Linked DNA regions of Homo sapiens: region 2 is linked to region 1. The links are chromatin loops, found by intact Hi-C in ENCODE. Cell type or tissue: CD4-positive, alpha-beta T cell. All regions are shown on one strand. Links, peaks and the distances in the headings refer to the core of each region. The heading gives the core; the rest is flanking DNA.

Region 1 (12,092 bases), core at 3,226-8,225:
AGCATGATTTCTAAACAAAGATTGGTTTAACTGTAAATTTTCAGACATTAGACTCATGTCTTTCTTGTTGCAACATACCTAGCCTAGGTGTAATTTGCTCAGGAACAATAGAAGTGGGTTTGCTTTTGGGGTGATGTAAATGTTTTGGAACGAGTTGGAAGGGTGGGTTGCACAATATTGTGAATATACTAAATGCTATTTAATTGTACATTTTAAAATGGTTCATTTTATATTATGTGAATTTTACCTCAACAACAATAACGAGTAATAGGAACTAGTCCAGGCAATATCTGTCCCACAGTAGTTTCTCAAATTCTATTGAATAAGTAAATTAATTTCATCTGCTTCTCATGAGAAGGAATAATACAGGGTGAAGCCAAAGGGTCTTTAGACCTTTAGGGAGATTATTTGCAAGGAACTCTCCTAACAATTTGGAACGATTTCTATTGAAATAGTTGCCTATTTTGTGCCAAGCAGAATGCTAGTTTATGGAAATAATAAAGAGTTAAAGAAGTAAGTTCTGCCACTCATGGAATTCACAATCTGATAAAGGAAACACAAACGCAGGATTAACTAGACTGCAAGCAAGACAAGTATGATAATAGAGCCACAAGAAAGATTCTTTGGGACTCCAGAGGAAGGAGAAATTGATTAAATTTTAAATTCTCATAATATGATTAGCTTTTGAAGTAGACCTTGTAGGAGAGGCATGATTTTGATGAAGGGAAGGGAGAAAGGACTCCCCAGCCTGATGAAATAGCATCTGAAAAGGCACAGTGGTGTTAAGAGAGCACTGTGTGGTCAGGGGGTAGTAGTAGGGTTTTCTTGTAGTTAAAGTGCATGGGAGTGGGGCAGTGGAGCAAAGTAGGGAAAGGTGAGACCAAAGAAAAGTACAGACCTAAGAGGCAGCAGCCTTGAGTTATGGACTGAGTCAGCTGCCATCCTGCTCTGGGCTTGAGACTGTCAGGGGGTTAAGGGGCGCTGTCCACACACCCACCAGTTCAGGACTGAAGCACTCACTCTACTAGTCGTCAGGAATGTTGGCCCTGATAGCTCTCAGCTGGTCTCCCTTCAGGAATCGTCCTCCCTGGGGGCAGCTCATATTCAGTGACTGGATAATGAGGAGATACAAGCACTTGCCCCTTGCCTAGATTTGGGATAACTCTGAAGGGCCATTGCTACTCCAGAGCTCCCATAAGATTAGTGGAGGCCTCTGTTGCAACTGTGTTGCAGTTCAACTTTTCCCACTGTCCAATCTGCGTTCTTTCTTTCTTTTTTTTGAGATAGAGTTTTGCTCTTGTTGCCCAGGCTGGAGTGCAGTGGTGTGATCTTGGCTCACTGCAACCTCTGCCTCCTGGGTTCAAGCGATTCTCCTGTATCAGCCTCCTGAGTAGCTGGGATTACAGGTGCCCGCCACTAAGCCTGGCTAATTTTTTGGATTTTTTAGTAGAGATGGGGTTTCACCATGTTGGCCAGGCTGGTCTCAAACTTCTGACCTCAGGTGGTCTGCCCACCTTGGCCTCCCAAAGTGCTGGGATTACAGGCGTGAGCCACCACACCCGGCCCCAGTCTGCTTTGTTTATGCCCTTACAGGTGTGGTTTCCAAGAGGACTCCCTACTAAATCTCCTGCATGCTAATCTCAGAGCCTCAGAGCAAGCTTCCAGAATCCCAATCTAAAACAAGGACTTTCTGATCAAACTGGGGACAAGAGAACACCTAACGTAAATGGAAACTGACCTAGGAGCGGGAAAATGAGGAGACATAATCTTTGCATCAGGGATGTGCTTCATTAATTGCCTTCCAACCATCAACCTCACTTAACAGTTGGCTCCTCTATTTTCCTTTAGTCAGTCTCACTTTGGCCCCATAATTTGCGTGTCTCAAGCCCTGAGGCATCTTTCCCTATACACCTTATTCCTGTTATCGTTACAGCCCATCTCTACCCTTGGTCATGCCACAACCACCTGTCATTCTATATCCTGTACCCTACATCCAGTCAGAGATTGTCCACTCCATCTCCAGCCTTTCTTGACTCAAATGAACCAGACATAAACTCCACCCACTTTTTGTGGTCATAATACTTTACCGCTTGAAAGCTTACAATAGCTCCAAATTCCCCTTTCATAAAATCAGAAATCCAAGTGCTTTTATATATTGACACTCATTTTACCCTCTTCTTAAAGTAGATAAGGTTGATTTTATTACTCCAAGAAATTGAGGTTCAGGAGAAACAATATTTTAATCATGAATTAGACTCACTCCACCAAAAATACCCACCACCTAACTGCCTAGTAAAATTGCTAGCACAAAACTCAATTATTTTTTACTGAATGAGTGGATTTCCTTATCTCTTAATCAAGTACTCTACACTGGCAATTCAAGTTTCTATTTAACTACACAAAGTTCACTAGTCCTGTCTCCAAAATCCCCGTTGTGTTTCTAATAAGACTTTATGTGACCAAGTTCAAAGATTGACTGAATTGTTCCAGAAATACTGGTGGGCTTTAGGTCAAAAATTACTTTATTAAGACTTTTCATATTGAACATAACTGCCAAAGTCTGCATTTTCACCTTTTCTGAGAAATTGTGAAACAGCAGCAAGAAGAATGAATTTTAAAACCCCCAAACTCCATTTGCACCAGACTTAGAGACAGAGATCCTTTTCAGACTCCAAAATACCTGGATGGTCTGCCCAAAGCAGCTGAGATCAGGTGAAACCTGTGTGGGAAAGGGTGAAGTGCAGGGTGGTAAGAGATGGAGCAGGGACAGACGTCAGCAACACGCCAAAGGCATTTCCTGAGCAGAGGGTGCACAGTGAGGTGCAGGAAGAGAGGTGATCAACACTTGGGTCAGAAGTTCTCCTGGCCCCAGTTTGGTTCTGAGAAGCAGAGGAGGCAGGTTTGCCAAATTTCAAATTTGCAGGAGGCAGACAGTCAGTCTCTGTGGCAGCAGAAAAGAAGAGAGCCATCGGGTTGTGAAGACAGCTAGCCTGGAAAACTGCTGCCATCGCCTTCGTCCTAGGCAGAAACACAAACATAAGCACATTAAACAATGCAAAGACAAATACTGAGAAAAATGACACCATTGACTGTAATCTGGAGAGGAATACTAGAGAAATATAGGAAAATACAGAAAAGATTTCATTATCATGATAAAATATGTCTATCTCAGCTGAAAAGGCATCATGGGCCACTCCAGAGGCATTCCAGCTAGCTAAAAATAGGAAGGAACGCCTGTGATCACCACTTCTATATAACATTGCCCTGGAGGTACCAGCTCCACAAGATAAGGGGAATAAAGTAGAGGTATAGAAATTGGCAGTGGCTCATGCCTGTAATCCCGGTACTTTGGGAGGCCAAGGCAGGCGGATCACTGGAGGTCAGGGGTTTGAGACCAGCCTGGCCAACATGGCGAAACCCCGTCTACTAAAAATACAAAAATTAGCTGGGCATGGTGGTGCGTGCTGGTAGTCCCAGCTACTTAGGAGGCCAAGGTAGGAGAATCGATTAAACCCAGGAGGCGGAGGTTGCAATGAGCTGAGGTCACGTCATTGCACTTCAGCCTGGGCGACAGAGTGAGACTACATATTAAAAAAAAAAGAGAGTCTGAGAAGCTGTCACAGCCAAGGGGAGCCTAAGGAGACAACTACATGTCATTAGTTCTGGATCAGAAAAAGGACATTAGCTAAACATTAAGGAAACATGTCCAAAAAGAATGGACGTTAGTTAATAATAATGTATCAGTATTGGTTCAGTAAGTATAGCAAATGTAGCTTTCTAATGTATGGTGTTAATAACAGGGGAAATGTGATGTGCAGTAAATGGGAACTTTCTGTGCCATCTTCACCAGTTTTTTGGAAATCTAAAACTGTTCTAAAATACAAGTTTATTTAAAAAATTGGAAAGGGGAAGGGAAAATATTTCTAGTTCCAATAATACTGTTGAATAATTGGAACACCCAAGAGAATTACCTGAAAAACTATTATTAACAATAAGATAATTATGCAAGTTAATAAGGGAAGATGTTAATACATCAAACTCAATTACATTTATATTTACAAATAACAATCAGGAGATGTGGGATAACAGACCCACATTATGAAAGAGAATAGAAATAAATAATAATTAAAATATATATTATCTATACATAGTATGAAATAGATAGAAAATATATGGGAACAACTTAGTCTAAAACACTATTCCAGCACTAGGCCAGAAAAGGCCTTATACAAGCAAGCTCAATGGCATAAAAAACACCAGTTCTTTTCAGTTAAATTATTAAATACAATGTTATTCTTCAAGACATATTAATAGCCTTTTATAAATTACATACACCGATTTAAAAGCTTACATAAGAATGAACAACAACAAAAAATAGCCAGGACCACTCTGAAAAAGAAGAGCAATGAGGATACGCATATTATAAATTAATATGTATGTTAAATTAATTAGCTAATTAAAATATACAGCAATGTTGCAGAAAGTCAAGTGAAACAGAATGGGAAATCTAGTTTAGTATGAGATCAAAATACAAGTGAGAATTTAGTGCATATTAAAGATGGCAACTTAAATCAAAGGAGGAATACAATAAACTATTTATTCAGAAGTGGGCCAAATGTATTGGCATCTGGAAAAAAAATTAAGCTTGATTCATATGTCACACTACACATAGTTAAATTCCAAACAGAAAAAAAATATTTAAATGTAAAAATTGGAAAAATAGAAGTTCTAAAAGGAAACATGGGACAATTTCTTCACAATTTGTGCAGCAGGCAAAGCCTTTCTAAAAATAACTCAAAATTCAGAAGCCATGAAGGAAAAGATTAATAAATTCAACTATGTGAATTAAAAATATGCATGACAAAAACATCCCCAAAGAAAAAGTCAAAAGACAAATGATAAACAGGGTCATCTGGTTGCAGTTAAATGCAATTGAACTTTTTTCAAATTACCAAGTGGCACATGGATGTTTGTTACATTATTCTTGGTACTTTTCTATATGGTTGAAATGCTTAATAATAAGTAAATTAACATATACTATGAAATATGGTGCCATTAAAAAGAATAACTTTCAGCTATATACCTATACCATTCACAAATGTCCATAATATCTTAAGTGCATTTTGAAAACCTGTAAGTATAAACCCCAAACTGTTAGCCATTTTATAGAGGAAAAAATTATGCTTTGTATGTTCTAGGCTTCTTTATTTCTTTAAGCAAACATGCATTACTTTCATAATCTGCCAAAGCAATAGCAATATTTCCATTTTAGGAAAAAAAGGAGAACTTTATGATGATGGAGAACTGACTAAAATAAACCACACAGAGATACTCTAGAACATAGGGCTCCCAGGTGACTTGAGCATGCGGATGTCATCCTGATGTAACACCTGCCCACAGAGATGTGCAGTGCTTTGAAGAAGATGCTGACGTCAGTCCTGAGGATGAATAACTGAGTTTATGGTATGAGATAGGTACAAGATAGCATGCTGGAGCCTGCAGAATGTTTGAATTCTTTTGATCATGCTTGATATAAACAGACTATCATTGGAGGCGAGCAGGCAGGAAAAAGATCTGCACCAAGACTAGACTGTACAACCACCTCTCCATGGTTACCTTGGTTAGGGAGCTTCCTCCTAATTGTTTTGATGTCACAAGAAAAATGTCACACACAAATAAAGTGAACGATGGTTCACATGGAGCATTGTGTGGTCTAGTTGGGCTCCTCTTCATGGAATGACCAGGGAAGAATTTGAGGGAGTTCGTGCAGTGGACAAAGGGTAAATATATGAGGGAATGGATTTGAGTTGTAAATACAAGAGTTATTTCTAATCTGAGTCCTTAAGAACTTCTTGAGGGTTACAGATCTGTTCATTCTATTACTAGAAAGACTTCCAATTAAGGTGCAGTAAAAAGTTCACAGTTTGGGGATCTTCCTGTTTTCCAAAACTAATTGAAATGTGATAGGCAATATATAACAACAGAAGTCTGATTGATGTCTAGGTACAAATGCCACTTTGAAAAACTGTTAGACAACTCTGTGTAAAGTTGAACATGTACCTATTTTATGATCCAATAATTCTACACCTAGGTATTGATCCAAGAGAAATGAAAACTTTGGTCCATAAAACGACTTGTTCAAGAATGTTGGTAACATCACAGTTGATATGATTTGGCTGTGTCCCCACCCAAATCTCATCTTGAACTGTAGCTCCCACAATCCCCACGTGTCATGGGAGGGACCCAGTGGGAGGTACTTTGAATCATGAGGTTAGGTTTTTCCCATGCTGTTCTTGTGATAGTGAATAAGTCTCATGAGATCTGATGGTTTTATAAAGGGCAGTTCCCCGCACACACTCTCTTGCCTGCTGTCATGTAAGATGTGCCTTTGCTCCTTTTTCACCTTCCACCATGATTGTGAGGCCTCCCTAGCCATGTGGAACTGAGTCTGTGAAACCTCTTTCCTTTATAAATTACCCAGTCTCAGGTATATCCTTATTAGCAGCATGAGAACAGACTAATACAGTAAATTGGTACCAGGTAGTGGAGCACTGCTGTAAAGATACCTGAAAATGTGGAAGCGACTTTGGAACTGGGTAACAGGCAGAGGTTGGAACAGTTTGGAGGGCTCAGAAGAAGACAGGAAGATGTGGGAAAGTTTGGAACTTCCTGGAGACTTGTTGAATGGCTTAGATCAAAATGCTGATAGTGATATGGACAATAAAGCCCAGATTGAGGTGGTCTCAGATGGAAATAAGGAAGTTCTTGGGGACTGGAGCAAAGGTGACTCTTGTTATACTTTAGCAAAGAGACTGGTGGCATTTTGCTCCTGGCCTAGAGATCTATGGAACATTGAACTTGAGAGAGATAATTTAGGGTATCTGGTGGAAGAAATTTCCGAGCAGCAAAGTGTTCAAGAGGAAGCAGAGAATAAAAATTTGGAAAATTTGCCGACTGATGATTTAATAGAAAAGAAAAAAAAAACATTTTCTGGGAAGAACTCCAAGCCTGCTGCAGAAATTTGCTAAGTAACAAGAAGCTGAATATTCTTCACTAAGATAATGTGGAAAATGTCTTCAGGGGATATCAGAGACCTTTGTGTCAGCCCCTGCCATTACAGGCCTGGAGGCCTAGGAGGGAAAAATGGTTTCCTGGGCCAGGTCCAGGGCCCCCCTGCAGTGTACAGCTTAAGGACTTGGTGCCCTGTGTCCCAGCCACTCCAGCCATGGCTAAAAGGGGCCAAGGTATAGCTGGGGCTGTGGCTTCAGAGAGTGCAAGCCCCAATCCTTGGCAGGTTCCATGTTGTGTTGAGACTGCAGGTGCACAGAAGTCAAGAATTGAGGTTTGGGAACCTCTGCCTAGATTTCAGAAGATGTATGGAAACGCTGGGATGTCCAGGCAGAAGTTTGCTGCAGTGGTGAGGCCCTCATGGAGAATCTCTGTAGTGCAGAAGGGAAGGTGGGGTTGGAGCCCCTACACAAAGTCTCCACTGCTGTATTGCCTAGTGGAGCTGTGAGAAGAGGGCCACTGTCCTCCAGACCCTAGAATGGTAGATCCACCAACAGCTTGCACTGTGTACCTGAAAAAACTGCAGACAGTGTCAGCCCGTTAAACCAGCTGGGAGCGGGCTATACCCTGCAAAGCCACAGGGGCGGAGCTTCCCAAGGCTGTAGGAGCCCATCTCTTGCATCACCATGACCTGGATGTGAGACATGGAGTTAAAGGAGATCATTTTGGAACTTTAAGGTTTACTGACTGCCCTATTGGGTTTTGGACTTGCATGGAGCCTGTAGCCCCTTTGTTTTGGCCGATTTCTCCCATTTGGAGCAGCTGTATTTACCCAATGCCTGTAACCCCATTGTATCTAGGAAGTAACTAACTTGCTTCTGATTTTACAGGCCCATAGGTAAGAAGGGAGTTGCCTTGTTTCAGATGAGACTTTGGACTTGGACTTTTGCATTAATGATGGAATGAGTTAAGACTTTAGGGGACTGTTGAAAAGGCATGATTGGCTTTGAAATGGAAGGACATGAGATTTGGGAGGGGCTGGGGCAGAATGATATGGTTTGGCTGTGTCCCCACCCAAATCTCATCTTGAATTGTAGCTCCCATAATCCCCATGTGTCTTGGGAGGGACCCGGTGGGAGGTAATTTAATCATGGCAGTGGGTTTTCCCATGTTGTTCTCATGATAGTGAATAAGTCTCGCAAGATCTGATGGTTTTATAAAGGACAGTTCCCCTGCATACGCTGTCTTGCCTGCTGCCATGTAAGACGTGCCTTTGCTCCTCCTTGCCTCCTGCCATGATTGTGAGGCCTCCCCAGCCATGTGGAACTGTGAGTCCATTAGATTTCTTTCCTTTATAAATTACCCGGTCTCTGGTATGTCCTTATTAGCAGCATGAGAATGAACTAATACAATACTTAATGGTGCAAGATGGACTGCTTTCTCCCCAGGATCAGGAACAAGACTAGGATGTCTGCTCTTCCATTTGTATTCATATTGTATTGGAAGTTCTCATCAGGACAAAAATCAGCAAGAAAAAGAAATAAAAGGGATAGAGATTGAAAAGGAAGAAGCAAAATTATCTTTTTGTAGATGATGTGATCTTATATGCAGAAAATTCTAAGAAATCCACTATAAAACTATTAGAGCTAATAAGTGAGTTCAGCAGGTTGCAGGATACCAGATCAACATACAAAAAACAATTGCTTCTACTTTGGGAGGCCAAGACAGGAAGATCACCTGAGGTCAGGAGTTAGAGACCAGCCTGGCCAACATGGTGAAACCTCGTCTCTACTAAAAATACAAAAATTAGTCAGGCATGGTGGTGTGTGCCTATAATCCCAGCTACTAGGGAGGCTGAGGCAGGAGAGTTGCTTGAACCTGGGAGGTGGAGGTTCAAGATGGTATGTGAATTATATATCTCCCTCTACCCACAAAATGCTTAAAAGGTAACTTAACCCTTTGATGGGGCTCAGTCCTTTGGATGTTAATCTGACTGGGCTGGTGCACCTAAATAATTAATAAATATCCTCCTGAACCCCATCGGTCTCTCTGATTCCTTAAAATCCTGCTACATTTCTGGGAGCTCGCCCATGAATGGAGACAACAGATTTACTGTCTCCTTTGTCTGCGGGACTAGAGCCTCAGGGCCAGGGGAGACCTGGCATCCAAGGTGCACCACGGGGGAGTTTCACCTGGATGGAAACCAGCTCTCCCTGCATCCCAGCACCCTGCCTGGTAGCGGAACGGAACTGGGGGTGGGGCTGCAGGACAATACCAGCTCTTCAGGAACCACGGTAAGGAGCAAGGGCCCAAGGCAGGGAAGCCTGTCCCATAAGGACAAAGGGGAGCTTGATCACCTCCCGGGGAATGACCACTAATCCAACTCAGAGAGGCTGAGGGCGGCAGGAGTGGCTTTTCAATTTGGATGAACTTCGTGTCCCCACTAACAAAGTGAAAGTGGCTACCAAGATGTACATTAACCGAGATCAGGAGGCAAAGAAGGAGGCTGATTGGAAGCATAAGAAAGGTTAATTTACTAGCAGCAGCCCTTACGGGAAGAGAAGCTGGCTTTGCAAGGAGGCATGGACATGGGCGTGAATGCAGTCTTGGAAAAGGCTGGTCTGGACAGGAGTTTAAAAACCAGCCAAGGCCAGAGACAGATTAATGTGCATGGTGCAAAAGGAAAGGACATTGGAAGGATAAATGTCAAAAGAATAAGGAGAATGGTCAAGGCCATGGTATGAAAAAAAACACTGGTCAAGGGCTACTGCACCCAGGAGAAACCCAAGACCCCCTGCACCTGCTGTGGAAGGCAGGGTATAAAGTGTCAAGAAAAAAAAAGCTCAAATCTGCTCTAAAAGTGTCCAGCATTTAAGCTTTTATATAAGCCAAGAGAAAAGATGGCTTAGTAGTGAACAAAAGCAGGCTGTTTGTGCACTTCCTACTCCAACCACCTGGTGTCAAATAAGAGAGTTCCTAAGGGCAGCAAGGTTCTGCTGCATTTAGATCCCAAATTTCTTGCTCATGGCTAAGCCATTACATGAAGTCACAAAGAAGAGGAAAGAAGGAGCCCCTCCTCTAGGAGGCCAACCAGGAGAAGGCTTTTAAAGAAATCAAAGAAGCCTTGACTCAGGCCCCAGCTTTAGGACCGCCAGATCTAACTAACTAAGCTTTTCTTCTTGTATGTCCACAAATGAAAGGGAGGCCATAGAGGTTCTAACTCAAGCCATAAAGTCATGGCATCGCCCAGTGACATACTTATCCAGGCAATTAGATTCTATGGCACTTGGATGGCCTCCTTGTTTTAAAGCACTAGCTGCCACTGCCCTACTGGCATGGGCAGCTAATACACTGACTTTAAAAACTGTGAATACCCTAAACCTTAGCTCCTCATCAAGTCAGTCCCAGGAGGCCCCCTTCATTGCTGTGTGGATGTGGTAGATAGAGTGTTCTCAAGCCGGAGAGATTTGACACATCGGCCCCTTGGAGACCCGGACATTGAATATTTTACTGATGGAAGCAGTTTCATACTAAAGGGAGTCCGTCGTGCTGGGTATGCAGTGGTGACTTTGGACTCAGTAGCAGAGGTGCAGTCTTTGCCTACAGAAACTTCTGCTTAGAAAGCAGAGCTAATAGCTCTGACAAGAGCTCTCTGGCTAGCAAAAGGCCAAAAGACAAATATTTACACAGATTCCAAATATGCTTCTGCCACTTTGCATGTTCATGAGGCTATTTATAAAGAAAAAAAGACTTTTAACCGCTGGAAGTAAAGAAATAAAGTAACAAGGAAGAAATTCTACAGCTCTTAAATGCTGTATGGGCCCCAAAAGAGGTGGCAGTGATGCACTGCAAGGGGCACCAAAAAGCAAGAACACTAAAGGCTAAAGAAAATAGAAAGGCAGACAAAGAGGCAAAGCAGGCTGCAATGACAACTCCACCTTCTAAAGAAGAAGCCTTAGCTATGCTTCTCCTCCTGGAGATTCCCCTCCCGGAGATCCCAAGCTACACTCCAAATGAAAAGGCTTGGTTTTCCCAGGAAAATAAGAACTACATTGAAGGAGGATGGTAAAAATTCTCCAGTGGGAGGCTAGCCATACCTGAAATGGTGGCCCCCAGATCTGTAAAAGAGTTCCACCAAGGAACTCACATGGAAAAAACAGCACTAAAGACATCATTAAGGCATCATTTCCATGTGCCATGACTCACTGCTATTACTCGAGCCGTTTGTAAACAAACAGTGTTTAACTTGCACTCAGAACAATCCACCACAAGGGCCTACTTGGCCCCCGGGAGTTCAGGAAACAGGAGCCATGCCCTGTGAAAAACTGCTTATGGACTTCACCGAATTGCCCTGAGAGGGAGGCTATCAGTACATGTTGGTGTTCATTTGCACCTTTTCAGGATAGGTCATGGCCTTCCCCACCTGGACAGAGAAGGCACTAGAGGTGACCAAGGTGTTAAGAGACATTATTCCCAGATTTGGACTGCCTCTAACTCTAAGATCAGACAATGAACCAACATTTGTGGCTGAAATAGTTCAGGACTTAACTTGACTATTAAAAATAAAGTGGAAATTACAGACAGCCTACAGGCTGCAGAGCTCAGGTAAAGTGGAGTGCATGAACCGAACACTCAAACGGCTGCTGAAGAAATTTTGTCAAGAAACTCACGGTGGAATCAAGGTCTTGCCCATGGTCCTCCTCCGAGTCAGGTGCACCCCCACCTAACAAACTGGGTATTTGCCCTATGAGATTTTGTTCAGCCGGCCACCCCCCATTATAAGTCAGATTAAAGGTAATCTCTGTAAACTAGAAAAACTAACTTTAAAAAGGCAAATGCAGGCTTTAAGCATGGCCATGCAAAAGATGCATGGCTAGGTATGGAAAAGAATGCCTATAAGTCTAACAGACTTGTATACTCTTTCAAACCTAGGGACTTTGTTTAGGTTGAAAAATGGAATTCAACCACTCTAGGACCCATATAGGATAGGCCCCATATTGTTATCATGTCTACTCTCACTGCTGTTAAAGTTGCAGGTGTCACACGTTGGATTCACCATAGCCGGCTGAAACCAGTGGCAGCAG
Region 2 (12,092 bases), core at 6,581-11,580, 84 kb after region 1:
ATCTCTACTAAAACTATGAAAATCAGCCAGGTGTGGTGGTGCACAGCTGTAATCCCAGCTACTCAGGAGGCTGAGGCAGGAGAATCACTTAAACCCAGGAGGTGGAGGTTGCGGTGAGCTGAGATCACACCACTGCACTCCAGCCTGGGCAACAGAGCAAGACTCTGTCTCAAAAAAAAAAAAAAAAAAAGGAAAAAAAAGCCATTGAAACAGACCCATAAGACATCATGGTATTGGAATAATCTGAAGAAAGCTTAAAATTATGCCAATAGACATACAACAAAAGAAGATGAGGAATTTCAGCAGAGAACTGGAAACAATTTTTAAAATCTAATGGAAGCTCTAGAACTGACAAATGCAATCATTGAAATTGAGTCTATAATATGGGTTTCACTCAGACAGTTGAAAAGAGGATTAATAAACTAGAAGATAGGTCAGAATAAAATCTAAACTAAAATATGTTCGGGGGAAAGGATAGAAACAATGGAAGCGCTTAGGAGATACACAGAACACAGGAAAAAACGTCTAACACACATATCACTGGTGTTCTGAAAGGCAAGGTGGGAGAACGAAGTAAACATAACATTGGATGAGATAACAGCCAAGAATGTTCTAAAATCCACAAAAGAAATAATGCCATAGATTTAGGAAGTTCAAACACCCTCAAACAAGATGTATATAAAGAAAACTATGCATAGGCATACCATAGGAAAATTCCTAAAAATCAAAGATGAAAAGGAAATCTTAAAAGCACTAGAGAAAAAAAGACCTATACCATCAAAGGAAAACCAGTGACAGGTGATTTTTCAAAAGAAATGATGGAGGTCATACATACAAATATGGAATGGTATTTTGAAAATGCTGATTTTTAAGACTGCATAAACTGATAGAAATAAAAAAATAGCCCTAGGAGTAGCTTAGACATAACATCTATCTAAGCTGTTCCTAGATCCTTTACCCTCAGAAACTGTGATATAATAAATATTTGTTATGTTGAGCTACTAGGTTTAGGGGTACTTTGTTACATGGCAATAGGTAGGGAGAAAATAAATCTCCTTTGAAAATTCATATGCACAGTCAGCCCTCTGATATATTTTGTAGCTAAAATTCACACTGCTTCTGTAGTACAAAAAAAATCCCTCAATTTAAGATTTTAATTTAAGGCGTAATGTTCCCTGGTACCTGCCAGAAGCAAATGCTAATTCTCTCTGGAAGAACCCACATTCACCCCAAATCTCAAATAATTCCTAAAGATAAAAGTTCCATGAGTGAGCCCAGGAGTTCAATACCAGCCTAGGCAACATAGTGAGACCCTGGCTCTACAAAAAAAAAATAAAAAATAAATTAGCTAGGCATGGTGGCACATGCCTGTAGTCCCAGCTCCTCAGGAGGCTGTGGCAGGAGAATCACTTGAGCCCGGGAGGTTGAGGCTGCAGTGAGCCAGGACTGCACCACTGCACTCAGCCTGGGCGAGAGTGAAACCCTGTCTCTAAGAACAATGACAACAACAACAACAACAAAAAGTTCCAAGAAATTCAGCTCAGTCAAAATCACAACACACACGCAGAAACAAGACACCATGAACAAGAGGTCACAGAAACAACAAAAGGCAGAATGAGACAAAGAAAGACTCTGCATACTGAAATGATCAAATAGAGATATATAACAGAAGTATCTCTAGTATGTTTAAAGAAATAAAAGAAGAACATGTATACATAAGGAAAAAGCAAGAGAATTTAAAAATGGCTGAGTAAAATTCGAACTGCTAATGTGAACTTATAGAATGAAAAATATAATTTAATAATTCAATGGAAAGGTTTTAATCTTAGAATTTATAGCTACTAAAGAGAAAGCAACAATTGAAGAACATATTTCAAGACAATCAGAATGCTGCACAGAGAAAAAGAGATTACGAGCTGTGAAGGCTAGAATCAGAAGGTCTAACAAATTATCTAATAGAAATAAATATTTGAAGACATAATGGCATAAACTTTTTAGGACTAGTGAAAAAAGATACCAAGCCACAAGTTCCAAAACTACCAAGCAGGATAAACGAAAAGAAAGTCACACTTAGATTCATCACAGAGAAACTATACAGCGTCAAATATAAAGAGAAAATCTCAGAAGCTGTCCAAGAGGAAAGATAGATTATCTTCAAGAGAGTGACAGAGTACAGTAAACTGACTTCTCAGCAGCAACAATAAAAGCCCAAAGTCAGTATGCTGAGAGAAAACTATCAGTTTAGAAAAACTACAATTTGAGGCCGGGCATGGTGGCTCACACCTGTAATCCCAGCACTTCGGGAGGCTGAGGCAGATGGATCATCTGAGGTCAGAAGTTCAAGACCAGCCTGGTCAACATGGTGAAACCCCATCTCTACTAAAAATACAAAAATTAGCCAGGTGTGGTGATGCACGCCTGTAATCCCAGCTGCTTGGGAGGCTGAGGCAGGAGAATCGCTTGAAGCTGGGAGGCAGAGGTTGCAGTGAGCCAAGATCTCACCACTGCACTCATTCTGGACAACAGAGTGAGACCCTGTCTTCAAAAAAAAAAAAAAAGAAAGAAAGAAAAGAAAAACTGCATTTTGAAAATGAGGGTGAAAAAAAAATTTTCAGACAAAGAAGAATTAATATAACTTGCTTACTAAATGAAATTCTAAAGAATATACTTCAGGCAGAAGAAGCAATAGAAGATAAAGAAAAGTGTGGTCCTGGGACAAAGGTACCAGACCTTTGTCTCAAGCTGTGCATTCATATATCCACTGCCTACTCTACATCTCCACTAGTACATATACTAGACAAGTCTAACTTTGCACAGCCAAAACTGAACTCCTGATCTTCCCCCCACATAAATGGTAACTCTGTCCTTCAAGTTGCCATTTAAAACACTTTAGAGTCACCCGACTCTCCTCTCTTTCATACTCCCCATCTGAAAATTATATTAGCACTAGTTTCATAATATATTCTGAAACTGCCTAGTTCCTACTACCTTCATAAGCCACAATCACCTCTCACTGAGATGGCTGCAAAAACTTTCTAACTGGTCTTCCTACTCTACCCTTGCCGCACCTCCCAGGGTCTAATCTCAACACAGCAGCTGGAATCTGCTTTAATAGAATGCTTTAACAACGGCTCTGCTCAACTCCTCAATGGATTCCCATTACATTCAGAGTAAAAGCCAAAGTCTTATAATGGCCTGTAATGCTCCATGTGATCTGTTCCCCATCTATATCCCTGACCCCTCATCTCCTCCTTTTTTTTTTTTTTTTTTTCCAAGTCTCGCTCTGTCGCCCAGGCTGGAGTGCAGTGGCGTGATCTCGGCTCACTGCAAGCTCCACCTCCCGGGTTCACGCCATTCTTCTGCCTCAGCCTCCGGAGTAGCTGGGACTACAGGCGCCCGCCACTATGCCCGGCTAATTTTTTGTCTTTTTAGTAGAGACGGGGTTTCACTGTGTTAGCCAGGATGGTCTCGATCTCCTGACCTCGTGATCCGCCCGCCTCGGCCTCCCAAAGCGCTTGGATTACAGGCGTGAGCCACCGCGCACAGCCTCTCCTACTTCTTACCCCTTCATTTACTGGGCTCCAGCCACACTGGCCTCCTTGCTAGTCTTTAAAAATGCCATATACCTTCCCAAGTTCTCACTGGCTGCATTCTGCCTGGAATGCTCTTGTCCAGGCGGAGATATGCCACATGGCTCTCTCACCACCTTAAAATTTTTGTTTGAGCTCCACCTTTTCAGGAAAGCCTACAGCCACCAAGCACCTAAAACTGCAACCTGGCGCATGCAGAGTACTTGATGAATGTTTGTTAAATCATTTGCCAATAAATGAACTATGTGGGTCAAGTGAAATACTATCTGAAGCCATTGTAGTAATGCCCCATGGGTTTTATTTTTTAAGGAGAGAACTAAAATACATGAAAACTAAACCCAGAGAATTAAAATACATGACAATAATAACATACAAATCAAGAGGGCTGTAATTGGAGTTACAGTAAGTTAAAGAGGGATGCAATATGGAGAAAGTAAAGATATTGATTAATTTTAAACTATTACAAGACAGCCAGACACAGGAGTGTATATTGTAGGAACTTGCTGCCTAAAAACGAGCAAAATGAATCTCTGGTGATAGAGGTGAGGACAGCTGTGAGCTCAGGAATGGGTATGTGTGTCAATGACTAGAGAGGGACATTAGAGGGGCTTCCGGGGAGCTATGTGTTTGTCACAGGGCTGCGCTCCCGTTGCCTAAATTCACTGAGCTGTGTACTACGAGTTGTTCTTTTCTGGGGGTATAGATGTCACACTTAAATGGTAACCACTAAAAAAATTAGAATGCAGTGAATAACTTCCAAAGTAGAAGAGGGGGGAAAGAAATAAGAGGAAAAAACAAAACAAAACAAAAAACCTCAATCTAAAAGAAAGCAATAAAGGGAAAGAAAGAGCCAAAAAGGTAAACGAATAGAAATTATAAAATAAGATAATTGAAATTCATCTATGTATATCAAGAAGTACAATGAATGAGAATGTATAAATATATCAGTTAAAAGACAAGAAATTTCAAACTAGATATTTTAAAAATTCGATTATATCCTGTTTATAAGGGACACATGTAAACAGAACAAAGGATATAAAAAGGATGAAATTACAGCATTGGGAAAGATACCTCAGAAAAATACCAAGCAAAAGTATGCAGGTAAATGGTGTTAATGAATAACAGACCAAAAAAAGAAAAAAAAAAAAAAAAAAGGCTTCCAGGCAAAAAGCCTTATTAGAAATAGAGGGTTATATAATCCCTTTACTATTAAGTACTGAAGGATGTAATTCTCAATTTGCCCACCTAATAACATAACCTCAGAACTGGCAGAGCTACAAAGGGAAATACATGAGGACAACTCTCACTAAATAGTAGACTGAACTGACAAAAAATTAGGAAGCAGATCAAAGATATCAATGGCACCATTAATAAACTTAATCTGATGAACATGTATGTAGAATATAGTCAACAACTGTAAAATATACTTTCTTTTTATGCGCACATTGACCATTAATATTGGTGTATGTCAGGCTCTAAGACTAGGCTCAGCAGCTTTCAAGGGATTGGTATCACAGACTATATTCTCTAACCAGAATGCAAAAAGACTAGAAATCAAAAAAACAGGAAAGTACTTATTTCCAGTAATTTAAAAAACACATATCAATGGTGAAGAGAAATCAAAATAGATATGTTTAGAAGCAAACAGTAAGAAATAGATTGCACATCAAAACTTACGAGATAAAGCCACAGCAGTACTTGAAGGAAATTTATAACCTTAAATATTTATATTAGAAAAGAAGAAAGGCTGCATTAAAAAGCTAAGCTTCAAATAAAGGAAGGAAATAATAAAGATAGGAACAGAAAGCTTCAAAACAGAACAAACATACAAGGGAGAGCTTGGGAGACATTACTATAAATTCTGTGGAGATTAAACCCATAATAAAGGAATAACATAAGCAACATTTTAACAATACATTTGAAAATTTAGATGAAATGGACAAATTATAAGTGTGGTAAGTCTAGATTGTATTTTTTATATTTAAAAAATTTGTAATATTCATTTTAACACATGCTTAAAATTAAAACGACATCATACTTAAAACAAAAAAAACCATACCATTTATAGGCAGAAAACCTTTGTTTTTTTAACTTCAAAACTCAGGTGACTGAGCATAAAAACTGTGGGTTTTTTCTTTTAACCCACAGCAGAGACAGGAAACCCCACCTAGGTGCATTAGGTGCCTCAAAAGGGTACAACGCTAGCAGGACTAAGCAGTTCAGATGCAGTCCAGAAACAGCAATCACTTGCTCCAAATAGAAAAATGAAGCTTCACTGACAGCTGACATCTGCACCATGCTTCACAGTATCTGAAGATTTTTTTTCCTATGTACATCAGCTATTTAAGTAGACACACATTTTCTTACATTTAAGATAAATAATAGTTAACGGCTACCACTTATTAGACATATATGTGTCAGGAACTGTCCTGGATGGCTTACATACGTTCTTTTCAAGCTTTACAGCACAACCAGATGCTGTAATCCCAGTTTTACAAATTAACAATCAGTAGACTGATTTGCTCATAGACTCACTCTTTTTTTTTTTTAGGTAAATAAATAATTATTGTTCATTTATTTGACTATGAAAGAAGAAAACAAACATTTATTGAGTGCCATTTATTTTTAAACTGTACAAGTCTGTGAGGTAAGTACGGCTACCTCTACTTTTATATAAAGGGAATTTACACAATTGGCTTAAGGTTGAAGAAATAGTGTCCAGGTTCAAAATCTGGTGTTCCTCATTCTGAAATCACATAGTCTGTATATTGGGCCACACATAAAAAGGAAAATAGTTTATCTTCTTCTCTCTTGCAAATAAGGACGGAGTTATTTTCTAGTGAGAAATAATTCTTATACACTTTGGTTACTGGAAACTTACTTTTTTCAGATGATGCATTAAATAAAGAAACCAGAGCTTAGCTTTACCTCTTTTGATATTGAAGTACATTAGCTGTGTCTCAAGGATAGGGGCTCCCATATATCCATGCTGCCTTAATAGGGGCTATAGTCTCAAGAGGATCTGTGCATTCTCTCCCATCACCCTACCTCTCACCTGAACTTTTGGAAAGATAATCTGGCCTGGAAGGAGAAGAAAATGGAGACAGAAATTTCCCCGGGTGAATTCTCACCATATAAGAAGTGAATCTGTAAGTAGCATTTAACACTGTATTATATATTGCAGTTTTTAAATACATGTCTTATATCTCCTACTCTCCTATAAGCATCTGCTCATAGACTCACTCTTAACCACGTGGGTACAAGATGCAAACCCAAGTCTAGCTGATGCCTCCCTTCATCCATCCTTTTAAACAGGAGGGCTCCAGGCAGGAAGTTGTCCACAGAGCCACAGTGAGTTCAAAAGAGGCTCTGTCCAAGATCAGCCCACCACAGCTCATACAAAGCACCCACCTTCTGGATGATGTTTCGCAGAGCAAAATACTTCTCAGTGAGGTCCCCAGCCTCACTCAGTGGGGCATCATAGTCGTAGCTGGTGGGCTGTGCTGCATAGGGTGAGTTGGCCCCTAGAAGACAAAAATGTGCCACTAGTTATTACTGATGGTGCAGCTCTGGGACAAGTTCTTTGGGATCCATGAGCTCAGCACTGTAGAGAGAGAAAACTAGAAGACACATTAAAACCACTTGTTGGGAGACACAGACGTGACCCTCAGGATGCAACGTTTAGAGGAAGGAATTTCTTTCTACAGGTAGCAGTTACCAGGCACCTTAGAGTTTACCAAGGACTCTTTCCATCCACTCTCTACAGAAGCTCACAGCTGTGATTCTAGCAGGTATCACCCCCACTGGACAAGCAGGGAATCTGAAGCTCCCCACAAAAATCTGCTAACACCTCACAAGCAGTAATGGCAGGGCTTATGATATGACCCCCATCTCTGACTGTTAATCCTGTCAACTCTGAACTTTTTCACGTCCTCAAGCTGTGGCTGAGAAAAGCTCAGTGGTGAAGACACAGATGACTAGGCCATGGATCAGCAGAAAACCCAGGGCTTATTAAACCAAACACAGCGGGAGATGACAGCAGACCCACATCAGCCACAGAGGTTCAAACATAATCCGAGGGCCTTTGTTGCATCTACAAAGACTGTCGATGGGGCTGTGGTGCACCTCTTGGATCCCCCTTTAGAACCAGGGCACTCACTCATTCTCCCAGCAGCTAGGGCTGTTGTCTGCTGACATTTCTCAGATGTGTCCGTCTCTGGGTGCTGGCCTGTGCTGAGCTGCCTCACCCAAGGTTACAACCCTCAGGGATAGCCCACATCCAACAACTGACCAATGTGCCTCGAACAGCCAACCCAGCTGCAGAGCTCCCTCTAAGATTGGATGAGGCCACTTGTGAAGCTGCATCATAGCCCCACTTCTCCCTCTCTATCCTACAGGCATTGCTCCAGAGAGCACAATCAATAAGCTTTCTACCAGGTAATCTCAGAGTCTGTTTCCCTGGGAACTTGACCTACAACAAAGACCAATGGATAATGCCAACACTGAGTATACAAAAGGACTAGAAAAACAAATGCCCCTGCAGTCACTGTGCAAGGGGCGGGGTCTAGACCAGAGGATCCCGACCTTGTCAGGGATGATGTTCACAGGTATGAGGTTGTCTGCAACATTGGGTGGTACTTCAAAAACTTACCCATGCTTAAGTGTCACATGGAGAGCTTGTTAAAACAGATTCCTAAGCCCCATCCCAGAGATTCTAATTCAGCAGGTCTGGAGTGGGGCCTGAAACTGCATTTCTAACAGGTGTCCAGGTGACGCTGATGCTGCCATCCATAGACCAGCAAGGCTTTGTGCCTTCCTCCTCTACTTCAGAGAGCATATTGCAATGCAAGTGTGTGAGAATGAAGTTATTTTAGGAATAGTCTTTTGTCCAACCTAATTTGTACATCAATGAGGCACAAAACATGATAGTTTACCTAGGATTAGTAATAAATTCCTTGGATGCAGCTCACCAATGATGGAGCCACCTTGGGTGACCTACTGGTTGTGGAGGTGACAGATGAGCAAGGCTGAGGATCAGATCAAGCAGGTCAGCTCCAAAGACTTTTTCATTAGTTCTCTGCACAGAATCTAAACTTTGAAAGATCTGGACCACTCAACCAACTGAACTGATCTAGTCATACCATTTCCCCCATTTCTTATTAATCAGAGACAACTCACAGCCAACAGGTCTGCCTGCCTTAAGGGATTCATAGGTTAAAACACATCCCTTCCTGTGAGACACAAAGAAAAAAAAAAACCCACATCCGTTGCTGCAAGGAACTCACCTTCTTTGTGGCCCTCGTCTGCTTCTAATGTGGTAGTCACCCATGCTGTGCTGTGTTTCTTATTTGTTATGTCTCTCTCCATGCTACACTGCTTGCACCTCAGGGGCAGAGACTGTGCCTCACTTGCCCTTGAGTCCTTAGCCAGAGCCCAGCATGGAGGGGGTTGCCAGGTTGAGTTGGGAAAGTGTGACCTCTAGAAGCACACTTTACAGGCCGAGGGAGCCCAGGCTGGGAAGCTGTCCAGTGGGTTTAAGGATGGATTGGAAGACTAAGTATTTGTTCTAGTTCTACTGGCAGAATCTTACTTTGGGTGTTTTTAGACCACCAAAGGGCAGCATCGCAGAGAAATGGTGCAGATTCAAGCCTCCTCTGGCCACTTAAGAGGGTGTGAGGTGGGAAGGTGAAAGAAATGGTGAGACTTTGCATTCATCAACATTCCACATTGTGTGAGAAGTACAGGAGCGCCTGGACCCTGTAGGCAGCCATCACACAGCTGTGGACACACACAGGTGTGGAGGAAGGAGACACACACCTGCACAGGCAGGTGCATGTTCCTGTGGGTGGGATGGGCAGTGAACTCCCCACTCCTGATGCCTTTCTCTCCCTGCTCTCCTCTAGGAAGCTGGCCTGAAGAACAGCTGCTAAGTACAGACTGGCCTTCTCTCACTTCCTCAAAGAGACAGGGCAAAAAGCAGCTTCAGGGAGGCTTGGCAGAACACAGTGGGGTGGGTGTGGGGGCTGGCTCAGGGGCTCCAGGGTGCAAAGGGTGATCCAAAGCGCAGTGACTCTGGCTCACCACCACCTGAGTTCCAGTCCAAGCTTCACCCCTTGCCAGCTGAACAGAAAACGTGTGGACTTTTTTTTGTATTCAGCTATTCTTATCTGAAAAGTGGTGCTGATAATCTCTAATTAAGATGAGGCTAATATGCAGGCTAAATAAGGCAACAGAGGAAGAAAGGGGAATTCTATGGATTATGGCAGAGGGAGGGGCAGGAGAGAGGATTAAGGACAACATTTATGTTCTGACAGTTTCTATAATGTCCAATTTTTTTTTAAGATGAATGTGTTATTTTAAGTATAACAGTAAGATTTTTAAAAAATTGTGTCATGAACCATAAAGTTCCAAAAACGATGCCTTTTTTCCTGGATCGGATGATTGGTCCCGATCCCATCAATGGCAGCTAGGGGGAATCCCCATCTACTAAGTGAAAAAGGCACCCACCAGGTCTCAACTGTTTCTCATAAGATGAACACAGAGGGATTATCTAAAATATCAGTGACCAACCTTGGCACACTATTATCTTTTCCTTTTTTTTAATTTAATTTAAGTTCCGGGATATATGTGCAGGACGTGTAGGTTTGTTACATAGGTAAACGTGTGCCATGGTGGTTTGCCACACCTATCAACTGGTCACTTAGGTATTTATTTTATTTTATTTTTGAGACAAAGTCTCACCCTGTCACCCAGGCTGGAGTGCAATGGCACGATCTCAGCTCACTGCAACCTCCACCACCTGGGTTCAAGTGATTCTCCTGCCTCAGTCTCCCGAGTAGCTGGGATTACAGGTGAGCGCCACCACAACCAGCTAATTTTTTGTATCTTTAGTAGAGACAAGGTTTCACCATGTTGGCCAGGCTGGTCTCAAACTCCTGACCTCGTGATCCACGCACCTCAGCCTCCCAAAGTGCCGGGATTACAGGCGTGAGCCACCGCACCCAGCCTGGTCACCTAGGTATTAAGCCCTGCATGCATTAGCTATTCATCCTGATGCTCTCCCTCCCCTCACCCACCCAGACACGCCCCAGGCACACTATTATCTTATATGCAGTGACATTTGAGTTTTGCAATATCTTCATTTCTTGGCTCTACTAATAGTATTAAAATTGATAATGCTTGTAAGCGATGTCTTCTCCTAGCCCATCTCAGCCTGCAAAAAAGATAGCAGTTCAAAGGAGAAACTTCATTAAGAGCTGATAGTATCCAATTTCAGATCCTGAGAGATTTAGGCCCAAACTAAGCCTTCAAAACTCAACAGCTGGGCATCCTCCATGATTCAGAGAGAAAAATGCAAATAAAGAGACAGGTGGGAAATGAAGCTTAGCGAAAAGCCAGTACAGCATCATCTGTCTTTGCAAAAAAACAACAAAAATCAAAGACGTTACAGAAAAATTTTGTCATAATTTTTCCTACACAAAAAAATACAGAAATGTAAAGTGGTGTGGCCTTTTTGGGAAACACTATGGCAGTTCCTGAAACTCTAAACATAGAGTTACCATATGACACAGCCGTTCCACTTCTTGGTATACACCCAAAGGAACTGAAACAGGAATTCAAACAAATCCTTGTACATCAATGTTCAAAGCAACACTATAACCAAAATGTGCAAATAACCCAAATGTCCATCAACCAATGAATGGATAAATAAAATACTGTACATCCACACAAGGGAATACTATTCAGCAATAAAAAGGAATGAAGCACTAGTACGTGCAACAACGTGGATGAGCGTTGAACACATTGGGCTAAATGAAAGAAGTCATACAGGTGTATATATGTGGTTCACTTATACGAAATGTTCAGAATTGGCAAACCCACAGGGACAGAAAGTATATTATTTCCAGGGGCTGAGAGGAGGGAGAGTGTGGAATGAATGCTAATGGGTATGGAGTTTCTTTTTGGGGTGATAAAATGTTTCTGAATTAGATAATGGTAATGGTTACACAACTTTGTGAATACAGTAAATACCACTGCATCATATACTTAAAAATTGTCAATTTTATGGTTTGTGAATTATACCTCAACAAAACAAAACGTTAAAAGAAAGAGACCACAGTAGAATATTTGAACAAATAAGCTACAGTTATAGACTGTGACTGAAGCCTGCCCAACTACCCTGGTTTAAAACAGTAAGGCTTCTAAATGCTCACATTTATTTCCCTTAAAAATTATTTTGTCCAGGCGCAGTGGCTCACGCCTGTAATCCCAGAACTTTGGGAGGCCAAGGCAGGTGGATCACGAGGTCAGGAGATCGAGACCACCCTGGCTAACACGGTGAAACCCCGTCTCTACTAAAAATACAAAAACAAAAATTAGCTGGGTGTGGTGGCGGGTGCCTGTAGTCCCAGCTACTCTGGAGGCTGCGGTGGGAGAATGATGTGAACCCGGGAGGCAGAGCTTGCAGTGAGCCAAGATTTGCACCTCTGCACTCCAGCCTGG

The links. Hi-C counts contacts between places; a loop is a spot of excess contacts. Peaks named below come from ENCODE experiments on the same cell type or tissue, not always from the same donor. Only the 100,000 strongest peaks of a DNase experiment are listed, where the experiment ranks them.
Region 2: it touches region 1 in a loop (2.0-fold over the local background); 3 of 110 quality-filtered maps call a loop at or near these places.

The regions. Positions count from the first base shown.
Region 1 is chr3:32,958,604-32,970,695 of GRCh38, forward strand. It overlaps a transcript of GLB1 not described here. Among named protein-coding and RNA genes, the nearest start is that of CCR4, 13 kb to the left of the region's middle. In CD4-positive, alpha-beta T cell, for the core only: no CTCF peak of the experiment used is centred there; a DNase peak (open chromatin) is centred at 5,468; H3K27ac peaks cover 229 bases.
Region 2 is chr3:33,039,119-33,051,210 of GRCh38, forward strand. It overlaps GLB1 (galactosidase beta 1), which reads right to left. Exons shown (of 16, transcript NM_000404.4): 10 at 7,002-7,114. Among named protein-coding and RNA genes, the nearest start is that of GLB1, 52 kb to the right of the region's middle. In CD4-positive, alpha-beta T cell, for the core only: no CTCF peak of the experiment used is centred there; a DNase peak (open chromatin) is centred at 8,883; H3K4me3 peaks cover 680 bases; H3K27ac peaks cover 985 bases.